5 separate regions of the Mus musculus genome follow, and regions 1, 3, 4 and 5 are each linked to region 2. The links are chromatin loops, found by intact Hi-C in ENCODE. Cell type or tissue: heart. All regions are shown on one strand. Region 1 overlaps Nsl1 (NSL1, MIS12 kinetochore complex component). Region 2 overlaps Angel2 (angel homolog 2). Region 3 overlaps Gm46178 (a long non-coding RNA gene). Region 4 holds the start of Flvcr1 (feline leukemia virus subgroup C cellular receptor 1). Region 5 overlaps Atf3 (activating transcription factor 3).

The links. A loop is a pair of places that touch in the nucleus more often than their neighbours do. Peaks named below come from ENCODE experiments on the same cell type or tissue, not always from the same donor. Only the 100,000 strongest peaks of a DNase experiment are listed, where the experiment ranks them.
Region 1: a loop joins it to region 2, with 7 times the contacts of the local background. A loop is called at or near these places in 21 of 42 quality-filtered maps.
Region 3: it touches region 2 in a loop (7-fold over the local background); 8 of 42 quality-filtered maps call a loop at or near these places.
Region 4: it touches region 2 in a loop (5-fold over the local background); 3 of 42 quality-filtered maps call a loop at or near these places.
Region 5: it touches region 2 in a loop (2.4-fold over the local background); 4 of 42 quality-filtered maps call a loop at or near these places.

The regions. Positions count from the first base shown.
Region 1 is chr1:191,073,152-191,078,151 of GRCm38, reverse strand. The region is part of intron 4 of Nsl1 (NSL1, MIS12 kinetochore complex component); the gene reads right to left. Among named protein-coding and RNA genes, the nearest start is that of Nsl1, 13 kb to the right of the region's middle. In heart, a CTCF peak has its summit at 2,370 (motif pointing right); DNase peaks (open chromatin) are centred at 2,441, 2,711 and 4,961; H3K27ac peaks cover 316 bases.
Region 2 is chr1:190,941,896-190,946,895 of GRCm38, reverse strand. Angel2 (angel homolog 2) reads right to left here. Exons shown (of 9, transcript NM_021421.4): 6 at 4,649-4,775; 7 at 4,009-4,066; 8 at 2,956-3,119; 9 at 405-1,956. The coding sequence ends at 1,805. Among named protein-coding and RNA genes, the nearest start is that of Angel2, 16 kb to the right of the region's middle. In heart, a CTCF peak has its summit at 2,367 (motif pointing left); a DNase peak (open chromatin) is centred at 2,345.
Region 3 is chr1:191,123,585-191,128,584 of GRCm38, reverse strand. It overlaps Gm46178 (a long non-coding RNA gene), which reads right to left. Exons shown (of 3, transcript XR_001779634.1): 2 at 3,813-3,820; 3 at 3,257-3,266. Gm31640 (a long non-coding RNA gene) reads left to right here. Exons shown (of 3, transcript XR_373868.3): 3 at 1-274. Among named protein-coding and RNA genes, the nearest start is that of Gm46178, 5.2 kb to the right of the region's middle. In heart, a CTCF peak has its summit at 2,417 (motif pointing right); a DNase peak (open chromatin) is centred at 2,454; H3K4me3 peaks cover 625 bases; H3K27ac peaks cover 582 bases; H3K27me3 peaks cover 653 bases.
Region 4 is chr1:191,023,780-191,028,779 of GRCm38, reverse strand. It overlaps Flvcr1 (feline leukemia virus subgroup C cellular receptor 1), which reads left to right and starts at 2,590. Exons shown (of 10, transcript NM_001081259.1): 1 at 2,590-3,403. The coding sequence starts at 2,687. A230020J21Rik (RIKEN cDNA A230020J21 gene) reads right to left here and starts at 3,429. Exons shown (of 2, transcript NR_027298.1): 1 at 2,211-3,429. In heart, a CTCF peak has its summit at 2,576; DNase peaks (open chromatin) are centred at 2,529 and 3,569; H3K4me3 peaks cover 2,628 bases; H3K27ac peaks cover 2,267 bases.
Region 5 is chr1:191,178,237-191,183,236 of GRCm38, reverse strand. Atf3 (activating transcription factor 3) reads left to right here. Exons shown (of 4, transcript NM_007498.3): 1 at 1-144. Among named protein-coding and RNA genes, the nearest start is that of Atf3, 2.6 kb to the left of the region's middle. In heart, a CTCF peak has its summit at 647; DNase peaks (open chromatin) are centred at 576 and 2,596; H3K4me3 peaks cover 1,928 bases; H3K27ac peaks cover 1,976 bases.

The DNA of each region.
Region 1 (5,000 bases), 130 kb before region 2:
AGCACTAGGAACACATGAGGCACAGAAAGCGTGCACGGCAGCGTCGCACTCGCCATAGGCAAAGCCATGCAGCCAGAATACAGGCAGTGCTTGCCCGGGCTGGGACGGCTGTGATGCTGTGGGCCTCTTCCGAGTAGTAACCTGCTCTGGAACCCCTGGGATGCACAGCACTGGCTATCAGTGGATGATGGGCTGCTTCAAAATGCACAAAATGGTCAACTTAAATATTTTTTTTTACTATTTTTATTTGTGTATGTGTATGAACATGGCTACAGTGACCAGAGGAGGTTGTCGGATCCCCTGGAGCTGGACTTGGAGGAGGTTATGAGCCACCAGACATGAGTGCTTGCTGGGAACCCAACTCTAGCCCTCTCCTAAGAACAGCAAGTGCTCTTAACTGCTGTGCCCTCTCTCCAGTTCTAACATGCTAAGTTTTATGTATATTTCCACTACAACTATGGCTAATTTTGGTTGTCAACTTGAATAAGGTCTGTGAGTGATTTTGCTGACTGGATCACTTGAAGCTGGAAGACCCACCCTAACTCTGGACCACGCCGTCTGCTGGCTGCCCTCAGAGAAGAACGTGGATAAAGGAAGCTTTTGCTCTTTGCCTGCTTGCCCTTGCTCTTGCTGGCAAGTTCATCTATCTTGCTGCTTAGGCATTCCTTCATTGTTATTAGAGCCTACTTCTCTGGGATTTCAATTTAGACTGAATACCAGCAGCTCCCTAGAATTCTCCAGGACTCCAGCACCAGATTGGAAATTCACTGAACCTTGGCCTTTCTGCTGGGAGTCAGCCATAGTTGAACTACCCGGCCCAGAGTCTGTGGGCCGCTCTCGGAACACTCACATGTACTCGCTCTCTCATACTGACCCCACTGATTGTTCCCTCAGAGCCTCCTAATACAGCAACAGAACATGAATGTCTCTGTGTGCATCGGCCAGCTTTACAATGCTCCGATGAGCCCACTTTAGGGTGCACTCGTGTGCATGAGGTTCTTCTCTTCTCTGCATGGATAGTGACTTAAAGTTCCAGTAACAGCACATTAGAGCCAAGATGAAGGTGTTTGAGGACAAGTTCCTTCATGGGTGGTACTCTCTGTCACGACACTGGGAGGAACAAGTTGAAAGGTAACAGGAAGCTTAGAGGTGCATGCCCATGCCCTGAGGAACTAAAGCTCCTACCAGGTTACTGACCTCAGAAACCACAAGGCATATAGGATGTGTTTATTGTTTTAAGCTGTTAAATTTTGACATAAGTTACTAAGTAACAGGTAACAAATCCAACATTAGATTTCAAATCAATGCATTTAGTCCTAAGTGTAAATTAAAATTTTCAACGAGTGACTATCTAGAACATTCCAGTAGATCTAGAATGTTCCTCAAAGGCCAATGTGTTAAATGCTTGGTCACCAGACAAGCCTTTTGGGAGGTCTTCAGGTCTCTGGGGATGTGTCCAATATATCTTGTTCCTTATTTTACTCTCTCCCAGATAAAATACTTCTGAACTTAAAGACACAGGCTCAGCTGTTGACCTGAAGAAACACAATAACTTTTCTTTACTATTCCAGGTTTTTAAGATACTCTGTTGTATTCACAGTATACATGAAAACATAATAAGACAACATTTGAACAGAGTTTAAAATGTTCATCATCTGTATCTAGAAACCACACAGATATCTCTACATGGTGGCTTGTTTTGTTTTGTTTTGTTTTTCGAGACAGGGTTTCTCTGTGTAGCCCTGGCTGTCCTGGAACTCACTCTGTAGACCAGGCTGGCCTCAAACTCAGAAATCTGCCTGCCTCTGCCTCCCTGGGATTAAAGGTGTGCACTACCACGCCCGGCTCGATAGTGGCTTTTTAATATGTATGCATGTATGTAGGAATGCATGCATAACTTCAACAAGTTGTGTACTATACATTACTCTGCAACAAACACACTTTTTGTAAGAAGTAAACAAATTTTACTTCTATGCCTGAACAGGCAGCCAGTCTTCATCATTGTAGCTTTTACTAGCAGCAGCAGCAGCTATAGTCCCTGACCTGTGACCCCCTTCTCAAGGCTTCTTACAGATTAAGTTCTATCTATGACTAATACAAACAATTCCTAAAACACCTAAGCCACCTTTTGGTCTTTACTTTCCCGTTGCTGAATAATACCTGTTTTGATCTGTTGTACAAACAGTGAGAACACATAAGCCCAAGAGTGGTTTGGGCTTGTGTGTGACATGGAGGTAGGGTGAAGGCTTGCATACTTACAAACAGACTTTCACACCCAAGTGTGTGACGGATATTCTAATGATGGTCTAGACACATAAGGCATTTAGTATTCCTGTATGACTACCATCTCCAAACATCCTGCAAGCTCTCCCGAAGGCCCACTAGAGGGCAGTGTGGGCAATAACGAGAAGCCTGGAAAATCCCTAAGCATTGACAACTTCCTGGGAAGAGGCCCGGGTTCTCCAATCCTGGGATCTTTGGTGGCAATCACAGAACTTTAGAGTAGGTGCTCAAAAGCTATGACGGGACACAACCATCATAGAGGACACTTCCTTAATCAAAGAGGGTGACATCACACACAGGGGAACTGTATTAGGGAGAATTTGCCTTAAACAGGGATCAAATGGACTGGGGAGTTCCAGGTGGGAGGCGGGAGGACAGGATATACTCTACCCAAATAAGGAAATAAGTGAGAAACAGGACAAAACAGGAAGCAGGAAGCAGATCCAGCAGGGACGTGAGGAAACTCCCAGGACGGTGTGAGAGGGGCAGACAGGATGAAGGTTTGCAGCAGGCAAGGAGAGTTGGTCAAGATAGGAAGAGGAAGACAACGTTAGAAGCAGGACTGATGGATAACCTCAAGGGCTTACCACACCCAGGAATGTATAATTGCAGAGCAGGCTCACAGCCTCCTTTCCAAATAACCCAGGAAAGGGAACTGCAACCGGATAGAGTCAGAATTCACTTCTTCTAGAATCCAATGTAACTCTGAAAATATCACTCTGCCAGAAATCACACACTGTGTTCCTGAAAGAGTAAGTCACAATTGGGCAAAACTTAGCTCCAGCATAATGAAAGTTTCTTGAAATGAAAAATATGCAATACCATTCTAAAATTAGATGTCTAACTATGAATTTACAGTATGTCTTCTTTTTTTAATTAAGTAACCTCAATCATTTCCATTCAAGCCTAAAATGTATCTGCAGCACGTGGTGGTGCTCACCTTTAATCCCAGCACTTGGGAGGCAGAGAGGTGAGCACTCTACTTTTGAGATCAGCCTGGTCTACACAGACAGTTCCAGACCAGTCAGGGATACATGGTGTCTCAAAAACAAAAATAAAAAACCAAACCAAACCAACCCCAAGTTATCAATAATTCTAGGAATAAACTCAAACAAAGACTTTTAACAATGAAGACAACATACGTACTTAAAAATAATCTCTACAAGTCAAGGGAGGTGACAGGCACCTGTGAGCGCAGGGCCCAGAGGGCAAGGGCAAGATGACTACACATCCCAGGTCATCCTGTACTATCCAGCAAGACCCTGTCTCAAAAACAAAACACAACACTAAACAAAACTCATTAAACATGTGGATAGACTATTTACATACATAAAAACTATTTTCTTGGCTGGCAAGATAGTTAAGCACGAAAAAGCACTTGGTGCCAATCCAGACAATCTGAGTTTGATTCCTAGAACCCACATGGCAGAAAGAGAGAATGGGCTTCTCCAAGTTGTCCTCGACCTACACACATGCTGTGTGCACAGACGCACAGAATAAATAGTAAACATTTGTAAGAAGTTAAAACATCTTCTACCACAAATATTTGCTAAAGAAATCCCAAAGCAATAAGCTTTTGGTGGCCTTACTCACCATGATTCTAAGTGAGTCTGTCACCTTTTATAACTGAGAAGAACACAAGCACTCAGGATACAGGAGCACTGATTGGCCTTCCAAGGTCTCAGTGCTCATGGCAGACCCATAAGGCCATGCAGGGTCAGGAAGGGGTCCCTTAGAAGTGTTCTCCACGCTCCTCCTCGACACACTCACCAAGAAATCTGTATGACGCCAATGTGTACCACTCTTACCAATGCCAACTAAACATTCCTAAAAGAAGCACCCCTCACTGGGAGCGACATCAAGGCTGACTAGCTTAGTGAGAACAGGGGGGAGGGATAAGATGTTTCAAGGCCAGAGCCTCATTATCTGAGCCATCTCTCCTGCCCTGTGTGTCCTCCTTTGTAAGTGACCTGACATCTTTGTGACCATTAGATAAATCCTTTAAAATATACAAGCAGACCCCAGTGTCTAACAACCAGAACGCTGAATCTTCTGTCGGAGAGCATGAGGCCTTTCTGTAACCACCTGCTGATGCTTCCACTGATGCACTTTGAAAGCGTCTATCTCAGTTTATGGTTTTCTGTTGTTATCACAAAAGGCCATGAAATTGTTACCACATTGCAACAGGAAATTTGCAGTAACCTAAATCTGTATTCCCCAGCCACAGTCCTATTTATCTTCAAAATAAACTCTCTTATCCTCCTTAAAGTAAAAGTCCCATAGCCCAGGCACACATGTCGACTCTGACATAGATGCTAACCACCTGTTGTCATCTACACACAGACTGCTCAGAGGTGTAGCATTGCCAGAAAACAAGACAGGCTGCCTGAACTTACAGGCCAGCCCAGAACAACCTAAGATAGCTCTGCCATCACTACTGTGTAAGGTGGGGAAAGAGCTCTCCACTTTGGGGACTTTCCATTAATGACTATTCAAGGTTGCTCCTGACAAATGAGAACCACATCTTACCTAATGGTAAGTAATCGGTAGAGGGTGTGTGTGTTGTGGGGGAGCTGCCCTTACAAATGTGGAAGTTCAGCAGCCTGAGAACAGCGTTTCCTAGTCGCCTGCCCTCTAAAGCACGGGGAAATGAAAAAGTGGAAATGAAAGCCTGGGCAATGAGCCCAGTTTTGCTTCTGGGTCACTGCACTGACCAA
Region 2 (5,000 bases):
ACAATAAGCTATCAGCAATTTATAAGTTAACTGTATCCAAGTGCTATACATGAAATAGGCCTAATTTCACATTATCTTCATCAGGATATAAAAACTTTACAAAGGTTTTTATGAATGTTAGTTTGCCTACAATGATGTCTGTACAAATCCCCTCAAGCCATCCTCCATATTAAGAAGACAATCACCACTGTAATTCGATAATGATTGATTATGTCTCCAACCAGGACCTTAGCACCCAGAGAGGCTTACTGCAAACTATGGGCCATCTCAGCATTGGATTCATACTCTACATGGAAAGCAGGGTCGGCTTGCTTGGTGCTCACTGGGCACTTCTTAGCCTGCACACCTCTGAGGCAGTAGTCTACTACACATAAAACAACTGGAATAAATGAGTAAAAATTTAAATTGCAAAGATTTATTGTCTAATATAAAACATTCTATTAATAAAACTCACTGTAGAGAACATTTATTACTGCACAGTAATGACTTAGTAAAAATGCCTGTAATCTGAGTCTACTATTTTAAAAAGCAGAGAAATTTCTACTTACATTTAGAATTTTACTACTGGACACTTGTACAGGGCAAGCTACTGGCTGGTCAGGCTGCTGTGAGGCTGCAGAGAACAGTGCAAGCGCCATGGCACCCTGCTGTACCACGGTACCAAACTCAACTGTACAGTCAACAGTCAGCGAGGCTCCCTACCGGGTCTAAGTGACAGCTCCCATGATGACTCCTGCATGTTAGAGGCAAATGATAAACAGCTGCGGAGCTCTCGCTTCCTTCCAAAGACCACTTCTCTAATACATTTATACAAAACCGGCTCAACGAAATGTCACTCCTGACCCAAGGGCCTTTCACCATCGTTAAACAGAAAGACAAGTACAGGAGACAGAGGGACAACCTGGAGTCTGCCACCTTTTGCTGGTCTTTGAGACACAGGGCCTTGTGTGTAGTTCTAGTCAGCCTGGGACACAGTGATCCTCCTGCCTCTGTCTCCCAGATGCTGGGATTAAGGGTGTTTGTGGATGCACCTGGCTCATCTACTTTCCTTATGGCAACCTTTTCCAGGCAGGAGTGGACATATATAAAGGACTTGACCTTTTTTTTTTTTTTTTTTTTTTTTTTTTGTCTTAAGATAGGGTTTCATGTAGCCCAGGCTGCCCTCACACTTGTTGTGTTGCTAAAGCTGGCTTTACACAGCTACCTGCTGCCATCAGCCAAATGCTAATAAGATTAAAGGTGTGCACCACCGTATCGTATGAGAGTGATCTATACTTCTCAACTATTTCCACTACAAAATGTAGGCACATCCCACAGCTCAGGGCAGCAGTGACATGGGCCAATGTTCTCTACAGCATACACATTGTCAAGCCTCTTCAGAAGCTTGGACCCTGTGGAGGAGTGAGTGACCCAGTGATTTCTAAGAACACGCACAGGCTTCTCCCAATGAAACTGGGTCTCCAGAAAAGGCAGCATGCTGAGCTTTGCAGGTCCGGGCAGGACCACCGGATGAACTAAAAAGCACTGACTTCCTATCTTCAGGGCCAAGATGAACTACATTTTAAAAATGCTGTCAACTTTAACAGGACTTAGAAGTCATTTACCATAAAGTTCTTTAAACATCAGTTGTCAGGAAAATATTTCATTTAAAAAAAAGTTGTAAATTTGTTTCTTCCAATCTGTTTCAAGCATATAACAGAAATTCAGAACCCCACATCACAAAAAGTGAACAGCATACAAATACTTAAAATTTTTACATCCTTCGAAAAGAATACAGACAGGAAGTCCCGTGAATGAGCAGCAGTCAGAGCTCAAGCCTGAACTTGGCCAGCAAAGGCAGGTGATCTGAGGAGTTGTGCTCATTGGGAAGGCCGTTCACAGTCCACAAGTCTTGCTCTGTTAGAAGTGACAGTCTAGCTAGAAGTTTCAAGCCACCAACCAAAGCAACTTCAGCTCCTAAAGAAGCACACATTTAGTCAAACTCATTAAACAAATTAAAAGTTTTTTAAAAAACAAAACACTGAAACAGAACCCCGAAGCCCACCGGAAAACTAATATGAAAGGTTTTAGAGTATAGTTTTATAAAGCTGTTACTAATAATCCTTAAACAGTAGCTTCATGTTATTTATGCCAGATACTTTTTCTATTTCAATGAATACAGTCTACACAATGTAACATAAAATTGTTAATAATCTGAGACTGAAAAGCAGCCCACTCTGATGCACAGAGCGAAGCCTGGCAGGGGCTGCAGGGTAAGATGGTGTGGTTTGAGCCCAGTCATTTTCCACCCAAGTGAAATGTGACATGCTTTAGGGAGACTGGAGCTGCTGATCCGTAGCGTACTCCTGCCACCTAGTGAATTCTGTAGGCATGGCAACTTCCAGACCTTACTGTCTAAACTGAGGGCAGGGCACACTGGGTAGTCGGTTTAGTGAAACAACCTGACACTACAGATTCCACATATTAGGTTTCCAGTATCTCAATGCTTCCTGTTTTAAACCCTCAGCTGGCTTATACAACCTGACTTCTTGAGCTGTAACAAGGAATGTACTGCCCACTTCTGTTTCTGAGAGCAGCCCCAGGGTCAGCACGCCCAGTGTCTGCTGTGGGCAGCAGCTCTGATCTGCTGGAAGCCATCCTAGAACTGTGGTTCTTCACCATCTTACTCAGTGGCTGCCATGGGGAGGCAGGATGTATGATGAAGAGTGGATGGCGGCCTAGGACTTATACTCCAACTGGCACTGAAGGGCCAAACTAAGGCTGCAGTTCTGTGGGAGTTTGTGTTGGGGTTCATTACTGCCTTGTTCTCTGTAGGCTGTTAAGCTCTGTGCAGTCAGTCACATTCATCCAGCCAGCCAGTTCATCCATCAACCCCTACAGCTAGCCCTCTGCCTTGCTGCTGCACTCAGCAAAGGCCCTGTGCGTTCTAGCATCGTGTTTCCACACACTCTTTACCTGGCCCCTGAGCAGTGTTCTCCTTCTTTGCAGTGTAGAAAATATAATCAACAGTTATGGCACTTCGGGAATGGCAGGTGGTCACCTCTGGAACTCCAGTGTCAGGAACATAATGGGAATAGACAGATGACAAGCTGAAACCGTGCTGTAGATGCGAGGACACTCTAAAGCAAAAGGAAAAGATTTCATAGAAAAATTACCTTTTACTCCATTCTCAAAGACTAGGATGCTTTTGATTTTCTCTTTCAGACAAGGTCTTACATTATAGCCCAGGTGGACTGGAACTTACTCTATAGCGTAGGATGGCCTCAAATCTGCGGCAATTCTTGTCTCAGTTGCTTGAGTACTGGTATAAGTATAAGCCACTATGCCTGGGTTTTCTGAAAGTTTATATAGATCAGGCTAACCTCAATATCACTACATAGCCCAGGCTGTCCCCCTTTTCATGATACTTCTGCCTCAATGACCACAATGTTATGATCACATCCAGCTAGAGGAGTTTCACTGAAATAAACCATATTCCAAGTGAGAGCTCCTTTACCGATGCAGTGACTGTAAGCAAATGACGTCTAAAGCCCATGGGGTAAAAAGTATCAATATGCTAAATCAGATCTTAAAATTATACCTGTGAGAGCCTCCATTTACATAATGAGCCACAGCGTGCACTTCTTGGTTGTATTTCTTGAGACAGGGTTTCTCCATGTAGCCCTGGCTGTCCTGGGACTCACTCTGTAACCAGGCTGGCCTCAAACTTGGGAGATCTACCTGCTTCAGCCTCCTTAGTGCTGGGATTAAAGGGGTGAGCCCCCGCTGCCTGACTTTGGTTGTGTTTTGAAGGATGCTTTCAGTGGTCAGTGTGTGCAAGGCTACTCGGGACCATCTGGATCTCTGCTAAATTAAATAAAAAAAAAAAATATGGCCCTTGATTTTTGTAAGCTAAATCAATAACCACAGGTAACTCCTTACTATGTCTAAGGACTTATATTTATAGCATTACTAAATATAAAAGGTGGTGCATGTTCATAATTTCACATGTGGGAAGCTGGAACTCACTTGTCAGCTGACACTGGGACCTCCGCTTTCTCCTGCTGTGCTTGAGTCACATCACTGTCTGAAAGAGCAGAGGGAATCATATCAATCCAATGTGCATAGATTCTGTTCTAGTTTGCCGGAGCATAGCTTTCTCTCGAGTCCTTCCGACTCATGTCTAGTTTAGAAGTCGGGTTAAATGTTTGATCCTGTATCTATATCTTGATGGCCTACAGAATCAGGGGGAAGTGCAAACAATTCTAAGGCCACATGCAAGTCACTCATGCACAGATAACGTTGGAACTTAACTTTTTTTTTTTTTAAAGATTTATTTTATGTATGTGAGTACACCATTGCTGTCTTCAGACACACACCAGAAGAGGGCATTGATCCCATCATTACAGAAGGTTGTGTGGGTGCTGGGAACTGAGTTCAGGGCCTGTGAGCCATCTCTCAAGTCCCAAAAATTTAACTCTTAAAAAGGAAATTGGGAGCATATCAAAAAAAAAAAAAAAAAAAAAAAAGGATGAGCAGAAGCCAGAAGCTATTTCTGTCTGTGTACATGATACTCAATGCCGGAGATACTAAGTTTCACATGTTAGCTTGATGACTTCAAAGGGAAGAACATTACCCAGCAGACTGCCAAAATGTCCCCCACACTCACCTGTTTTTTCTACTTTGGGAACCTGCTGTGCCTCATAAACACAGTTCTGAGAGATGCCTAGGTTTGGGGGCCAAATTGGAATAGATAAAATTCTTTGTCCCCGTGAAGACTGTTCCTGGCCAGATACCTGCACAGAATTTCAACAGGCATCTTAAGTGAACAGACTTTAACTATTTATGCACTAAAATGTTTATGTTTTTCATGGAGGTAATCAGAAACGACAAGCAGGCCCTTCACTCCCGTGCCGACAGTTCAGAACGCACGAGTCATTACAGAGAGATGCAGGCTTTCCACGCGTGTTTCCTTATGTGACCATCTACATGTCTACTGCTCCCCACTAGTGCTTTCTAAC
Region 3 (5,000 bases), 180 kb before region 2:
TTACAGATAAAAACATAAAGTGTGGAGAAATTAGTGAACAGCTTAGAAGGAGGCCCAGGGTCTGTGCAGCCCACCCTTGTCCCTCATAGCTGCAAAAAGGGTCAGCAAGGGTCACTGTGAGAACCAGGTTTTCTCCTGGGTTAATGGATATGAAAGCTAGCCCTTTGTTTGTTTTTGTTATTTATTTATTTATTTATTTATTTATTCCCCTTCCCTTCTCCCTCTTGCTCTAGCCCCACTCGTTTCCAACCCATAGGTTTTTTATTTGTTTCTTATTATGGATGGTTGTGAGCCACCATGTGGTTGCTGGGATTTGAACTCATGACCTCTGGAAGAGCAGTCAGTGCTCTTAACAGCTGAGCCATCTCACCAGCTCGTTGTTATGGTTTTAGATATTTTATTTGGGGGCTGGAGAGGTGGCTCCGTGGTTAAGTGCTACATCCACTCCAGTAGTGACTCGCTTGGCAGGCCTAAAAGCCTGCAAGCAGTCACAAGGCAAAGAGTTTTGAGGAAACTTAGCCTCCTGGAACCTTGGCATTCCCATAGCTAGAATGCCCCAGATTCGTCCCTGCAATATTGTGGAGGGTCTTGCATGCTTTCTTACAGTATTCTACTGGATAAGAGTTAGAAGTCTCAGGGCAGGCTTATGTATACCTAGAATCTTCATTACATTCAGGTATTGCAAACTACATTTCATATTAGAAGAAAGTTGGTGAATTCTTCTGATAAATGGAGATTCCCTACAGATACCTAAAGGAACAGCCAAGTTACTCTCATATGCAAGTATTTACCAAGGCCTAGGAAATAGGGGGGTTGTGGTATTGCATTATTCATGAGAAGGTCTGCTAGAGCAGAAGCCCCTGGTGCTAGCTTTCACAAGGTTCAAAGGAGTAGCATAAATTGTGACTAGGGTGTGAAATCCTTACCTGACATTAGCTGACTCTAGGCAGGGCTGTTTTATCTTTACTGTAAACATTACCTGGTTCCTGTCAGTCCTTTGTAGGCATTCCTCTGTTTTGTGTCAGATACTTTAATGTACCTTGCCTGCTGTGACACCTTACTCCTTTGTTTCCTGTATTATAGATTGGTGTTTGCTTTGTGAAAAATTACATCCAGATACAACACTCCCTTGTGTCTGTGTCCATTTGGCACCCTTTTCTCACCAACTCCATGCCCACCTGCTGGAACCCCTAATTTCTGCGGATTGAGAGAGGCCGACTGAGCCCGGTCTGTGGCAGTTAAGAGTACTTGGTGTTCTTGCAGAGGAATCAGGTTTGATTCCCAGGGCCCACATGTTGGCTTACAGCCAGTCATAGTTTCAGTTTTAGGGGATCAAGACTTTCTTCTGACCATCTCAGGCACCATGTACACATGTGTGCATGATACACAGACATATACATAGGCAGAACACTTATGCACATAAGATAAATATAAATTTAAAAATTATTCTTTTACAATATCATACATGTATGTAACTCACTATGCAGACCATGCTGGTCTGGAATTCAGAGATCCACCTGTCTGTGCCTGCCCGTGCTGAGATTAAAGGTATACACCAGGCCAGCCTCTTTGTCCTCTTATCTCCCTCCCATGCCTGCTGTGCTTGGTTTTATGGGTATTCTTTAAATATATTTATTTTTTACTTTATGTGTATGAGTGTTTGCCTGAATGTATGTCTATGTACCACATGCATGCAGGTGCCTGCAGAGGCCAGACGAAGGCATTGGATCCACAGAGGCTAGACTTACAGATGGTTGTGAGCCACCGTATGGATGCTGAGAAACCAGACAGTGCACTTAACCACTGAGCTATCTCTCCAGTCCCTGGTTTTCAGGGGTTGTTGTTGTTGATGGTGGTGGTAGTGGTGGTGGTTGGTTGTTTGGGTTTTGGGGGCGGGGCAGGGTCTCATTATGTGGCTGGGCAGGCCTGGAACTAAGTATGATCCTCCTGCCTCAGCCTCTGGAGTGTTGAGATTATATAACACCAAGCTATTTAGATATGACAAATATTTAGATCTGCGATTGTCTGTTAAACTGAAAAGTAAGATGTCTTTGCTTCTTTGCAATAGTCTCAGGGCCTCCATCACCTGTGGAACACGAGTTTCGCAGCTGTCCACCCGCGGTAATTACTGAGTGATGACATCACCAAGGATTTTGCATTCCTAAGGTTGCAAGTATTTTTGCAGACTGTGCTTTGCAGTAAACCTGCCTCAGGGCCTTACTGTAACACTCTTCACAAATGATCACCCTGAGGCCTGGGCAGGTCAGAGGCCACGACTCACAAACAGGGCTCTGGCTCACAGCTCTATACCTGTTCGAGGCCGGAGGGTGTGGGGGACAGGAGTTCACAAAGCCAACCCAGGAGGCTTGGGACTGGGGCACCCAAGCCACACACCCTCTGGGCTCTGGCTGGGTTAGGTTTGTCCGCCGGTAGCCACCAGGGGCCGCTGCGATGCCAGAGACTCTCGGGTGCGGTCTACGCTTGATCTCCGACCCAGCCTCACCTCTAGGACCGGGGAGCTTGTAGACGGGGCGAGAGCTTGGAAACCGCTGTTCCATTCCCCGCGGACGCGCCCTCTAGGCCCGTGCTGGTGCAGACCTCAGCCGCAGCGCAAGCCCCGGTCCAGGCAGACTTCTCGACACTCGGGGAGTCGGGGTACTGCGCCTCGAAGTAGGGGTGCTGCGCCCGGGGCAGAGCTCCTTCCTCTTTCCCAGTCGCAGCCTCCATGTGTGGGCTCGCTCGAATCTCTGTGGGTTTTAAATGTTACACAATTCCACAGAAGAAGAAACTCTGCCACAAGGCCCGGCACATCTACCTTCAAATAGGATGCATTAGAAGAAATGGGCTAAAGATTATTTTTAGAGAACTTGAGCATGCATGAAGCCCCGGGTTTCACCCCCTCTATATCCAAACAAACAAGCAAATAAGAGTAAAGCTTTGAGCCTGCTGCCTTTTCTCCCAAAGTCCTTTTCCATCCTGGCGCTCGGTCTTTAGAGTGCAGTGTTGGCCCATAAGCCTTTCTTGTCTCCTGCTTTCATCTTGCAGTGATGTGCAAGGGCACTCTCCCTGCTTCCCTGCTGAAGGCAGTTCTGGAAAGAGCACTGCAACACCCCTCCCCGTGTAGGGGGGAGGAGAACACAGACAGATTCGGGGTGAGGGTTAAAACATCAGGTTTTGTTCCCGCTTAGCACAGGAGATACTGCGCTCCTGTAAACGCAGTTTGCACAGAACAGAACTCAGTTTATGATAGTGTGGGACTCTCATCTCTGCTGTGTAGGGGGTCCCACAGGGAAAGCGAAGATGCACATGGTTGCGTGGGAGAACGTGTGTGTGCGCTTGTGTGTGTATGCTTGTATGTGTTTGCTTGTGTGAGTGTGCTTGTGTGTGCTATGTGATTGCAGATGTGCATGCATGCATGGGTGTGCATGGGTGTGTGCCTGTGTCTGTGTGCTATGTGATTACGGATTCACATGGGTGTATGAGTGAGCACGTGTATGTGCATGTGTATATGTGTGTGCTATTTGATTGCAGATGCACGTGGGTGTGTTATGTGCCTGTGTGTGTGTTAAGTGACTGAAGATGCACGTGGGTGTGTGGGTGGGCATGTGGATGTGCGTGGGGGTGTGCACTAGTGTGTGTGCTATGTGACTGCAGATGCACTTGGGTATGGATGCATGCAGAAGCCAGAGATCAACTTTGGTTGTCATCTTCAGATACCGTCCAGCCTTTTTTGTTTTTTGTTTTTTTAAGACAGAATCTCCAGCTGGATCCCAAGAGACTGTACTGGTTGGTCAGCTAGCTCTGGGGCCCACCTCTTCCACTTCCACTGCACTAGGAATGCAAGCTCCCCACTGCACTAGTGTCTCTTCCACCCTCAGCAACCCTGTTTTGCACTACCCTGAGTCTAGCTTGCAATGTACAATTGTGCTGTGTATGGTGACCAGTCAGCTGACACACTGGCTCTCATGCTCTATCAATTTGAACCTCAATCGGGTCTTAAAGGTAGCTGCCATCTGTCACACTGGATTCTGTCAGAGGGCTATGCTGAAGCTCATTATAAAGCCAACCACATATGCAAATGAGCGTTGGAGGTGTGAGGCCACCTTTGGGTAGAAAGTGCCTCTGGTTTGTCTAGTGAGGCTTCCTGGTGGTCAGATGAGGAGCTCAAGCCTTCGATGCTGCTGCCTTTTAACAGAGTGGGGGATGGAGAGTGTGGTTTCAGGCTCACCCTTTACTGGTTCGGGTCTTCACTTGAGTCATCCCAGAATTCCCCTGACAGCCACTGGGAACATTCCAGAGTGTGACATCTCTAGGAAACAAGTTCAGTTCCTGGAAATGTCACCCCACCATGTCTTTCTTAGAAACCCTACATGGCAGCAGCTGGGATGAATGGCAGAGGTCAGGGGTAATCCACCCGGGTCTGGAGAAGCACTGCTCCTGACTGTCTTTCAGAAAGGTCCCTAGATGCCACTCCCTGGGGAGCCATAGACAAATGAGAAATGTGTGCTGCCAGGGGCAGTAGGACTCCTGGCTTTTCCATGACTGAGCCCACTGGTCTCTGAGTCCCTAGACTTTCTTCTTCCCTCCAGGGACCTGGAGAGGAACATTGAAGCCAGTGAGAACTCTGACTCATTTATTGTGAACTCATTGAGATGTTTGGCAAGAGCCTGTGGGCGTCTTGGGAGAACTCTTGGTTCACCTTTATTTCTTTCTATAGCGCTTTTCTCTTGAAATAGCAAGTCTGGTTTTACCAAAAATAGATGGAAAGACTGGAGCATTATTGCATCAGAGCATCAGAAGAAATTAAGAATTGTCCTTGGTTTCCTGCTTTTGTGTGTGTGCATGTTTGTGTGTGTGCATGTTTGTGTGTGTGTGTGTGTGTGTGTGTGTGTGTGTGTGTGTGTGCAGGGATCCTGCTTCTGTCTTCTATGAGTGATAGCATTTCTGGCACACCTGGCTGTTTTGCTGTTTTTTTTAACCTGGGTTCTAGGGTTTCACAC
Region 4 (5,000 bases), 82 kb before region 2:
TGGGGAATTTCAGGATAGTCAGGGCTACGTAGAGGGACCCTGTCTGGGGGAAAATAAAACAAAATAAAAATACATAATATGGGGCTGGAGAGATGGCTCAGAGGTTAGGAGCACTGATTGCTCTTCCAGAGGTCCTGAGTTCAATTCCCAGCAACCACATGGTGGCTCACACCATCTGTAATGACATCCAATGCCCTCTTCTGGTGTCTCTGAAGAGAGTAACAGTGTACTCATATAAAATAAATAAATCTTTAAAAAATACATAATATAATATATACAACATATCACACACATATATATTTAATATGTCATGTATATATATATATATCACCCACATAGCCCCTCCTTAGTTATGATGTCCTTTTCCTCTCCCACAGACTCCCTAGGTAATAAATAGACTTTGTGTATGGTTACAGTGTTATAAACAGAACTCTGTCATGTGCAAGAAGGGCACATGAGAAGGAGAGCAAGAGTAACATAAACATCTGCAGGGAAAATCAGAGCTGATCGACCATTCCAGAAACCTCGGGAGTTGTTGTCAACCAACTCTTCTTGTTAACAAAAGAGAGGACAAATGCCCTTTAAGCACAAGGAGCCTAAACAAACAAGAACCCCTGATTCCATGCAGGGAAGAGGTTATCTGTCAGATCTGGTAAGAGATGATCTCCAATTCTCACCAGATTATAGGGAAATAATATCTACTATATTTTTCCAGTTTGGGACTTTTGAAAGGGAGTCAATTTGCAAGTAATCTAAATGACTGGGCAAGGACAGAAAGGTACCCAACATTCGACCCCTGGCTCCCCTTTCTGAACATTTGTGTTTTTAAAACAGTTTGGGCTGGAGATGTAGCTCAGGCGGCAGAGTGGCTCTCTGGTATGCAAGAAGTCTTGGGTTTGCCTTCAACACTGCCTAACACTGAACCTGATGGCACATGCCTGCAATCTCAGTACTTGGGAGGCTGAGGCAGGAGGAGCAGGAGTTCAAGGTTATTCTCTGCTCCATAGTGAGCTCCTTAGTTTAAGGCCAGTCTAGGTTATTTGAGATTCCATATGGAAAACAAAACAAAAATAAGTAAAAGAAAAACAAGTAAACAAAAGTCTCCAATGCAATCCTGTTTTGTTGGCCAGGCTGCCAGGTTCCCTTTAAATCTGTGGGCCTGGATGATTCTTCTGCCTTCGCCTCCAAATAACTGGGACTACAGGCGTGTGCTCAGCTTGAGCATGTTTGTTTGTTTATTTGTTTGTTTAGGAGCCTTCACAGGCTCCACAGTCCATGAGACCATTAACATCTCTGAATACTTAAGATAAATTTTGTTGAGCATTAAAAACACAATTCATATTTTTATAAATTCACAAAATAAACGTTTTGAGCGCAGATTAAGTCCATTGGGTTCCTCATTTAGTTTTTTTTTTTTTTTCAGAGACTCAATAATCTAATTCAGTTACTCAATAATCTAAAACAACCTCCAAAGGAACATCTACAAAGCCGTGCTGGGAAGAACTTACAGGGTTTCCCTTCTTTTCTTAACATAGTGTGTTTGTTGGGGAGGGCACCTGTGTGATGGTCAGAGAACAACTCTGCGGGTGCTGAAGAACTGAACTCAGGTTTGCCGGGTTGTCAGAAAGAGACGTTACCCCCTGAACAGTCTCGCTCTATACGAGCCTCACTTTTCCTAAAGAAATGAATTAATTTACAAAATACTTTGTGGAGCTATTCACAGCATGGGGAACTCCCCAGCGGCTGTATCACCATAGACAATGCCTTGTCCCTCTGCACCCTCAAACTGTTAATAGTTCTCCTATCTCCCCATGACTAAAGGTTTATGGGCTTGGTCTTCTGCAGGTCCCCTGCAGCCACTGTGAGCTCATTAGCGCCAGAGTCATTCCAACACTCAGGAAGCAGAGATAGGTGGATTTCCATGAATTCGGGTCAACCTGCCTACAGAGTCCCGGGTGACACCCTGTCTAAAAAGGAGGATCAGAGGGAGAGAGAGTGAGTAAATCTTAAGTCCTGGCACCCCGTGTTTGCACGCACAGCTTCCCAAAGGGTAGCAGGCTGACTTTGTCTAAGGCCCAGTAGGACCCTGATGCTTCCGGAGCTCTGCCCTCATCCGGTCCCGGGATGTGCAAGTACACGGTTAGCTTATGCACAGACTTTGGTTACTGGTGGGGTACAGGAGGCAGGCAGGGGCTGCACCTGTCCATTACCTCCTTCAGTCCTCTGCGTGGATGGAGCCGCTCAGCTCAATCAACGCAAAGGCCTGCTTCTGAGGAAGCCTCTTTCTTTGGGCGGACGGAAATGCTTTCTGGCGCTCTCCTTCCAAGATAACCTGAGGCTAAACGCTGCGGAGCGAGCGCAGAGAAAGGCCTGGCAGCTCCAGCAAACCACAGCGTAGAGAACGCCTGCCTTGGGCTCCTCTTACATCTTCACAAGCTTGACCCCGCCCCTCTTCTCGGCAACTCCCCGATTGGTTTTCTGGACTTCCGAAACGCTCAATGATTGGATGGAGGGTCGCACTACGCGATACGAGATGCCCTGGGGGCGGGGACTGCCGGCAAGAGCCAGGCGCGGTGAGCTCTGCTTCACTTAGTCAGCAAGCGGCGCAGGCGAGCGCGCTGAACCGGGTGGGACCTAGGAGCCGGCGAGGAGCACTAAGGGGCGGCGGGGCGGGGAGCCGGGAGGCATGGCGCGGCCCGATGACGAGGTGGGGCCGGCCGTGGCGCCCGGGCACCCGCTGGGGAAGGGATACCTTCCAGTGCCCAAGGGCGCCCCGGACGGGGAGGCGCGCTTGGTACCGCAAAACGGGCCTGAGGCGCTGAACGGAGGCCCCGGGCTCGGCCCGCTGATCGCGGGAGCCCAGGGCGGGCCGCAAGCCCTGATAGCGGCGGAGGAGGAGACCCAGGCCCGGCTGTTGCCCGCGGGCGACGGGGAGGACGTCCCATGCCCCGCGTGTCCCCCGCGCACAGCGCTGTCGCCGAGGCGCTTCGTGGTGCTGCTCATCTTCAGCCTTTACTCGCTGGTGAACGCCTTCCAGTGGATCCAGTACAGCAGCATCAGCAACGTGTTCGAGGACTTCTACGAGGTGTCGCCGCTGCACATCAACTGGCTGTCCATGGTGTACATGGTGGCCTACGTGCCCCTCATCTTCCCGGCCACCTGGCTGCTGGACACGCGAGGCCTGCGGCTCACGGCGCTGCTGGGCTCCGGCCTCAACTGCCTGGGAGCCTGGGTCAAGTGCGGCAGCGTGCAGCGGCACCTCTTCTGGGTCACCATGCTGGGGCAGATCCTGTGCTCCGTGGCCCAGGTCTTCATCCTGGGCTTGCCCTCCCCCGTCGCCTCGGTATGGTTTGGACCCAAGGAGGTGTCGACGGCTTGTGCCACAGCAGTGCTGGGCAATCAGGTAAAGACTGGAACGTCTAGATAACTGGGATCCTTTCAGGCTGGTAGGAAGTCATAGGCCGGGCTGGGGCAACGGTCTGTGGGTAAAGTGCATACTATAGAAGCGTGAAGACTGGGCTCCAGCACCACGAGAAAAGCCTGGCACGGTGGCTCCAGGGTGTATTCCCAGCCAGCACTGACAGGTGAGGAGGACAGCTCCTGAGAAAGGACACCGAGGTTGCCCTCTGGCCTACACACAGGCGCACACACGGGCACGCTTGGAAACTGGCGGTAAAAGAGATCTCAGGTGTTTTTGTCGCCACTGCAGAAGAAAGGTCTTGAGATCTGGAAAGTTTGTTTCCATGTTAAATGTCCTTGGAACAGCCCTGATTTAATTGTATTAGTATTAGTAGTCAGCCCAGCTTGGCACCTACTGGTCACGTATAAGTGAATGTTCAATAAATGCTCCGGTGATAAAGACTTGGCAGTATTACTGAGTCCAGCTATTAGTTCTTAACCGTGAGACAGTGGAAGGCAAATCACTGATCAAGAATGGTTAGTGGGATAAGTCAAGGCTTCCTTAAGAAATGATCTTGTTTTTTTCTACCATCATAAATTCAAATGCCACTAGAATAACAGAAATAATAGTAGGTAAAAGGTTTTTGTATGTGATTTATTTATTTAAAACGGTCTCTTCCACTGTGTAGGGCAGGCTGGTCTGGAAATCACAGTGTCCCCCTGGCTGGCCTCAAACTTGACAATCTTGCTTCAGGCTCCCAAACACCACCATGAGTCACCACAATATTATGTTTGCATTTGTTAATTTTAGGCTTGTTATTGTAACTTAAAATTTTGCTAGAGGGCACTTGTGACACCTGATGTTTTTGTCACCACTGTAAATGTCACATTTTAAAAGATGCTTAGTATTCATTCAGTTGAAGGAAATCTAGTTTAAAAAAAAAATCTATAATCCTTTCTATACATATATTGTTACCTGCCGCCATGTAACTAGAAAATGTTACTTTCTTACTTCAAGTCTCACTTGGGTCAAGATCATGGTTTAAAATACCCCAAGAGACTAAATATGTGTGCCTATTTTATTAGTTACTTTCTTTTTCTAAGTCACTTAATTGCTATGTATCAAAAACAATTTATTACTGATACATTGATTGGTTGTTTCTTTTTTTTTTTTTAAGATTTATTTATTATTATATGTAAGTACACTGTAGCTGTCTTCAGACACACCAGAAGAGGGAGTCAGATCTTGTTACGGATGGTTATGAGCCACCATGTGGTTGCTGGGATTTGAACTCTGGACCTTCGGAAGAGCAGTCGGGTGCTCTTACCCACTGAGCCATCTCACCAGCCCCCGGTTGTTTCTTTATGTTTAGATAGCAGATGTTTTTTAAAAGGTATTTTTTTGGTTCTGAATTGTTTTCGAGGTAAATGCTTCATTAAGCATAACAAAAATATCAACTCCATATTTATGAAGTATTAATTTTATGGATAATAAGTGGAAATATTTACTTATAGGTGGACTTCGCTCTTCTCAGCACATATCTGGAGCTTCCTATATTCACTTGAGGTAGTCTCACTCCTTTCTTGACCTCTATAACTGT
Region 5 (5,000 bases), 240 kb before region 2:
AGACGCCGCGCACGGTGCTTCCCCAGTGGAGCCAATCGGCTAACCCGCGCTCCGGCAGAGTCCTTGGCGCTCGCCCGCCGGCGGGACAGACCACCCGCCTCTGGCCGCTCTCTGGACCCTGGCCGCCCCGAGCGAAGACTGGAGGTGAGTTAGAGCCACACCGAGGAGCGCTGCCCTCCTCACCCTAAGTTCCCCTCTGGTGACCAGTCCCGGGACCCTTGCGCCACCGGAGACTGAAGCCCTAGTGTCCGTGCCACAGTCGCTCGGCTGAGCCGCTCTTTGCCGCTGCCGTTCTTAGCTGGTAAAAAGTTTCTGGTAAAGTGAAAGAACGAACTTTCTCTTTTGACTCGAGGCGTGAAAGATGCCCAGGGACGGAGGAGTTGCGCTCTCAGTTTGCAACTAGGAGAGGTCGTCTGGGTGGAAGGTGGGTGCTGGTGCGCGGAGGTGACTCACACTCTGGCGATCGGGGTCCCCTCTTCCATCCATCACTTCTTGTCCCGGACCCTGGACTCGGAGCGGGTCCCTCCTAAGTCCGCGTAGAGGCGCAGTGGCCGCGGCTTGTTGAAGCGCTGCTCCCGGTATCGAGCTAAATGAATGAAGACCGGACGCTCGAACGGAGGTCCGGCACAGCCGCTGGAGGTCGCCTTGCGCTCCCCGGAGCAGAGATCTGGGCAGCATGACCGCGTAGAGCGCTGTGAGCGAAAGTGTGTTAGGATAAGTTTGGAGGCGGCGAGCCCTGGTGTGGCGCTGTCCCGGGGCTGAAGGCCGAGAGGTCTCCGCACCAGCTAACTTCGGACCGCTAGGTTTGAGACGTCACTTCCAGCCTCACTCGCTGTTGTGACTTGCTGTGCTCTGGCTGACTTTTAACCGGCCCTTGAGTTTCTTTATGTATTGGAAGGGAAGCGAAGGAATCGGATCAAGCGGGTGGAGGGACCAGGGTGTGGAACCACTTGTACTTGGGGGGGGGGGCGTGCGGGGGGGGGGTTGTTTGTATTCTCGTGACAGAGTCTCACTCTGTAATCCAGACTGCCCATAAAAACTCCGGCCAATCCTCCTGCCTCAGCCTCCCAAGTGCTGAAATTACAGGCCCACACGCCCAGCACCTTTCTGTGCGCTGTGTGCTTCAGATAGCCAGCTTTTGACAGATTTGTTTCTAGACTAAAATAATTAAAGTAAAAGGAGCCAGGGAGGGATGTTCAGTGTGGAGGCTCCCCCACCCAGCGTTCCTAGCCGGTCTCTGAGACAGGACAGGAAAGGGGGCCTCTCTTACATCTCTGTCTCCTAGCTCTCTCCCGTTGGATTGATTCCCTGCTTCGACCCCATGCTCATTTTCAACTCCCATTTCTGTATTTTCCTCTTAGCCATTTTATTTGATTTAATCATGTAGCTCACGAGCTTTCTTATAAATTAAAGGAGTTGCCAAGCCCGATTATTTAAAAGGTTTATTCTCCCCTCCTGTTGTTCCACTCTTTTGAGACAAAGTCTCCCTATGTAACTGGGGCTTGCTTTAAACTTATGGCAGTCTTCTAGCCTCGGTCCCCAAGTGCTGAGATTACAGGCATGTGTCACCAAGAAGGGAGCACATGTTTTGCATGTTGCATTTGTTATGGGATAATGTTACCACATACAGGCTCTTGCTTGGAGCGGGTGGGGCTGGGGTGGGGGTTGCTGTTGCTTCTATCAAGAGGTTTCAGAGGCTGCTGACCAGGTTCCCAGAGTGAAGAAGGCATTGCCCAGCACCTGTGGCTATCTAAATCCCTTCTTGGCACACCAGTTTCTTCTGGTCTTCATTCTGTCAGAGCCTCCTCTATGAGGGGTGCCAGGTATGGGTCTCTTCAGCCCTCAGTTGCCCCCCTGGCAGGCAGCTCTCTCTGTGGTTGCTTATTTGGTTGATCTATTGAACTAACTGATGGGTCCTCCTGGTAGTGCAGAATGAGTAGAGGGTGGGTGTGGGCAGCTTGGCTGGACTGGACCACACCCATCTCTGTGAGTTTAGTTAGGCAAGTGCTTTCCTTCTGGGACCTCAGTTTATTCAATGACAAAATGGGGGTTTGAGCTAGACAATTCTAATGCTGGGAGTCCCGTTGAGTTCCTTTAGCCAAAGTCTGTGATTCTTTAAGGAACTGGCTACAGGGGTTCCTTGTCAAGGGAGGAGGGACATAGCCAGGACCCCCCAGAAACTTCAAGAGAGAAATGGTTTCCTATGTGAGAACTCACAATCTTGGCCAATCCAACCCTAATGGAGGAATGCTGATGTCAGCCAATTGGGTGTAATTCACCTGGTGTCTTAGGAACTCGGGGGTCAACCACCAGTTGTGACAGACTGGCTTGAAATTCTTGAGGGTTCCAGTCAATTCCTGATGACTAGAACTAAACTGAACTGAACTAGATCAGGGTCCCTGAGGGGCAGGGAGAATGTGAATGTATGGATCCTAATTTCCTTATGTTTTAAAGTTTGTGCATGTGATGTGTTGTTCCCCACAGCCCTGGGAGGGAACTGGTCAGTTCAGATAGGAACTGAAGGTCAGAAAGCCTCTGGCTCGGGAGTGGGTGCCCAACTAGTGAGAACCAGAGGCAGACCTGGAAATGCTGTCTCTGACCCTCAAGCCCAGCCTCCCGCCTCCAGCCTTCAAACAGGAGAAAGGACAGGATGTAGAGTCAGGAAGGAGTACTGGTTCCCTAGTACTACAGGACAGTTTGCAGACAGCTTGGTGGAAGGAAGTGGAAATCAAAAGTGAAAATTCAAAGCCATCATAAGCTACTAGGAGATAAAAATCTAGGAGCTGAATTTCCAGTTAAGTGAGGGAAGTTTCATTTTCTTGAAAATGGCGAGATTGCCGATGGTGCGGCATAATTTCTGGTTGGAAGTCATGAAGCAGCATCTGGAAGCATATCTGAAAGACAGCTTTATGATCAGTGTAGAAAGTTCACTCAGCTCACCCCAAATCTCCCCTCTTTGGGGCCTCAGCTCCTGAAATCAAGTTGAAACTTTCAACTTTCTTTCCCTGGAGGACACAGCCTGGCTCTGCCTGACTCTCTGGAGACCTCTGTGCAAGACAAACCAGAAAAGACAAGAGCCCAAATCTTACAGAGTGTGCCCCCATGGGGGCTTCTTAACAGCTTTCTAACATGCTTGTGTCCCCAAGTAAGCCCCACCCCCAGCTCTTCACAGAAACATTCCATACCACTGACATTCCTCAGTTTCTTCCTGACTTTACACTAAGAATGCTGTTGGGGGAAGTCCTATACAGCGGACTTTAACCTCAAAGGGCTCGTTAATAAACTTAACTGGGCTGCTAAAGGCTCATGCTCAACTGCTGTGGCTCAAGCTAGTTAAGTATAGATGAACTAGTTAAGTATAGATGAACTATTCAGTCCTACAAATGATGGCCAGGCCAGTGGCAGCCCTGAATTCCACCCCTGGACTGTTGGGGTTTTTGTTTGTTTGTCTGTATTTCCAATAAAATGCAAAGGAGAATATATAGGAGGATGCCGAGCCTCTGGCTTCAGAAGTCATAGAAACATCCCCCAGGTACAAGGTTACAGCTTCCAATTAAGAGACCTTCAGTTCTTACTCCTGTCTGGAAAAGAATTGTATACATCTTTTTGAGTTCTTTTACTGCTCTGGAATTTCTGCCTCCACCAGTGGGCCTTAATATCCAGGGAAAGGGATCTTCAGGAAGGGCTCAAGAAGGTGACCAGACCCCAGGGAGTCTCCGTAGGAGAGCAGCCATCCCTCTGTGGGAGCTCCTGGGAGACCCAGAGTAGCTCCTCATGGCAGAATGCTTTCCAGGGCATTTCTTGTATTATTTCCCAAATTGCTTCCACCACTCTTGGGGAATTAGGGTACTCATTACCAGCCTTCCTTTACAGAAGAGATAGTACACCAGGGTACTATCACCACACATAACTGAGCAGTCTTCAAATCTCAGTTAACAAACAAACAAACAAACAAATTCTGGTATAGGGATTTTATGGAAGGCTGTGAGTTCTGAAACCACGCAAAACAAATCCCAGTGCCCCATACTATCCCATGTTAATGTGATCTGACTAAATCTCAGTAAGTTCATGTCTAAAATGGGACTAGTTTTCACAACGCTGGCTGCAAAGCTCAAGGGAGACAAGGTAGATAGATTTCTCCTTAAATGTTAGAGATTTGCCAAAAGGCTCACTGCCCTCTGGGACTTGGCTGATGACCAGTGTAGCCGAGGACGGTCCCTATACCGCTCCTGCTTTGGGAAAAGGCCCGTGGGGGCGATGGGGGCAGCAAGTCTGCAGCAGAAAGAGGCACCAGAACACTCTTCCTAGATTGCTTCTGCCCGTGGTTCCCCCTGTCACCCCTGTGGGTTTGCTGACCTATAGACTGATGAGGTCATCTGCTTCGGCCACCTCGGCTGCACTTTATTTATTCAGTTGTTTAACTGGCCAGCCGGGACAGAGCTTCAGCAATGGTTTGCTCGCTTTCTCAGCCAACTTCCACATGTAGACTGAGTCCCATAGGGCCAAATTGCCTGCTCCTTCATCCTAGATCTTTCTTTGGCCCTGTTCCAAGCTTTGCTCCTTGCATGTCAAAGCTAAACAACACCCCCATAAAACCAGAACTTTGCTCCTGGCTTTTGCCTGCTGAGTGAGGTCCTTTGCTTTGCCAGCCATCTCGTTAAGAAGGGGCTCCGTATTCCTGCATGACCTGAGTTACCACCACTACCGCCGTTCCCTGCCAGTGACTGGGGCAAAGAAACATACCCCACGGTGTGTTTACCTTCTTCATTCGGACCCAGTTTCCTCCAGGAGAAAGTTCTGCCACAGAGTTGTTGAATTCAGGGCCCCAGCTTCCACTGGCTAACAGATGTGGCCCAATTCAAGTGTCTTCCCGATTCTTTTTGAAAGGAGACTGAAAATGGGATCACGGCAGGCGCTGTACTTTTTTTTTCCTTCCTTCCTTTTGGGACCGAGGCCACATTTGTATATTCTGCATACCGGCCACAGAAGAGCCTGAAATG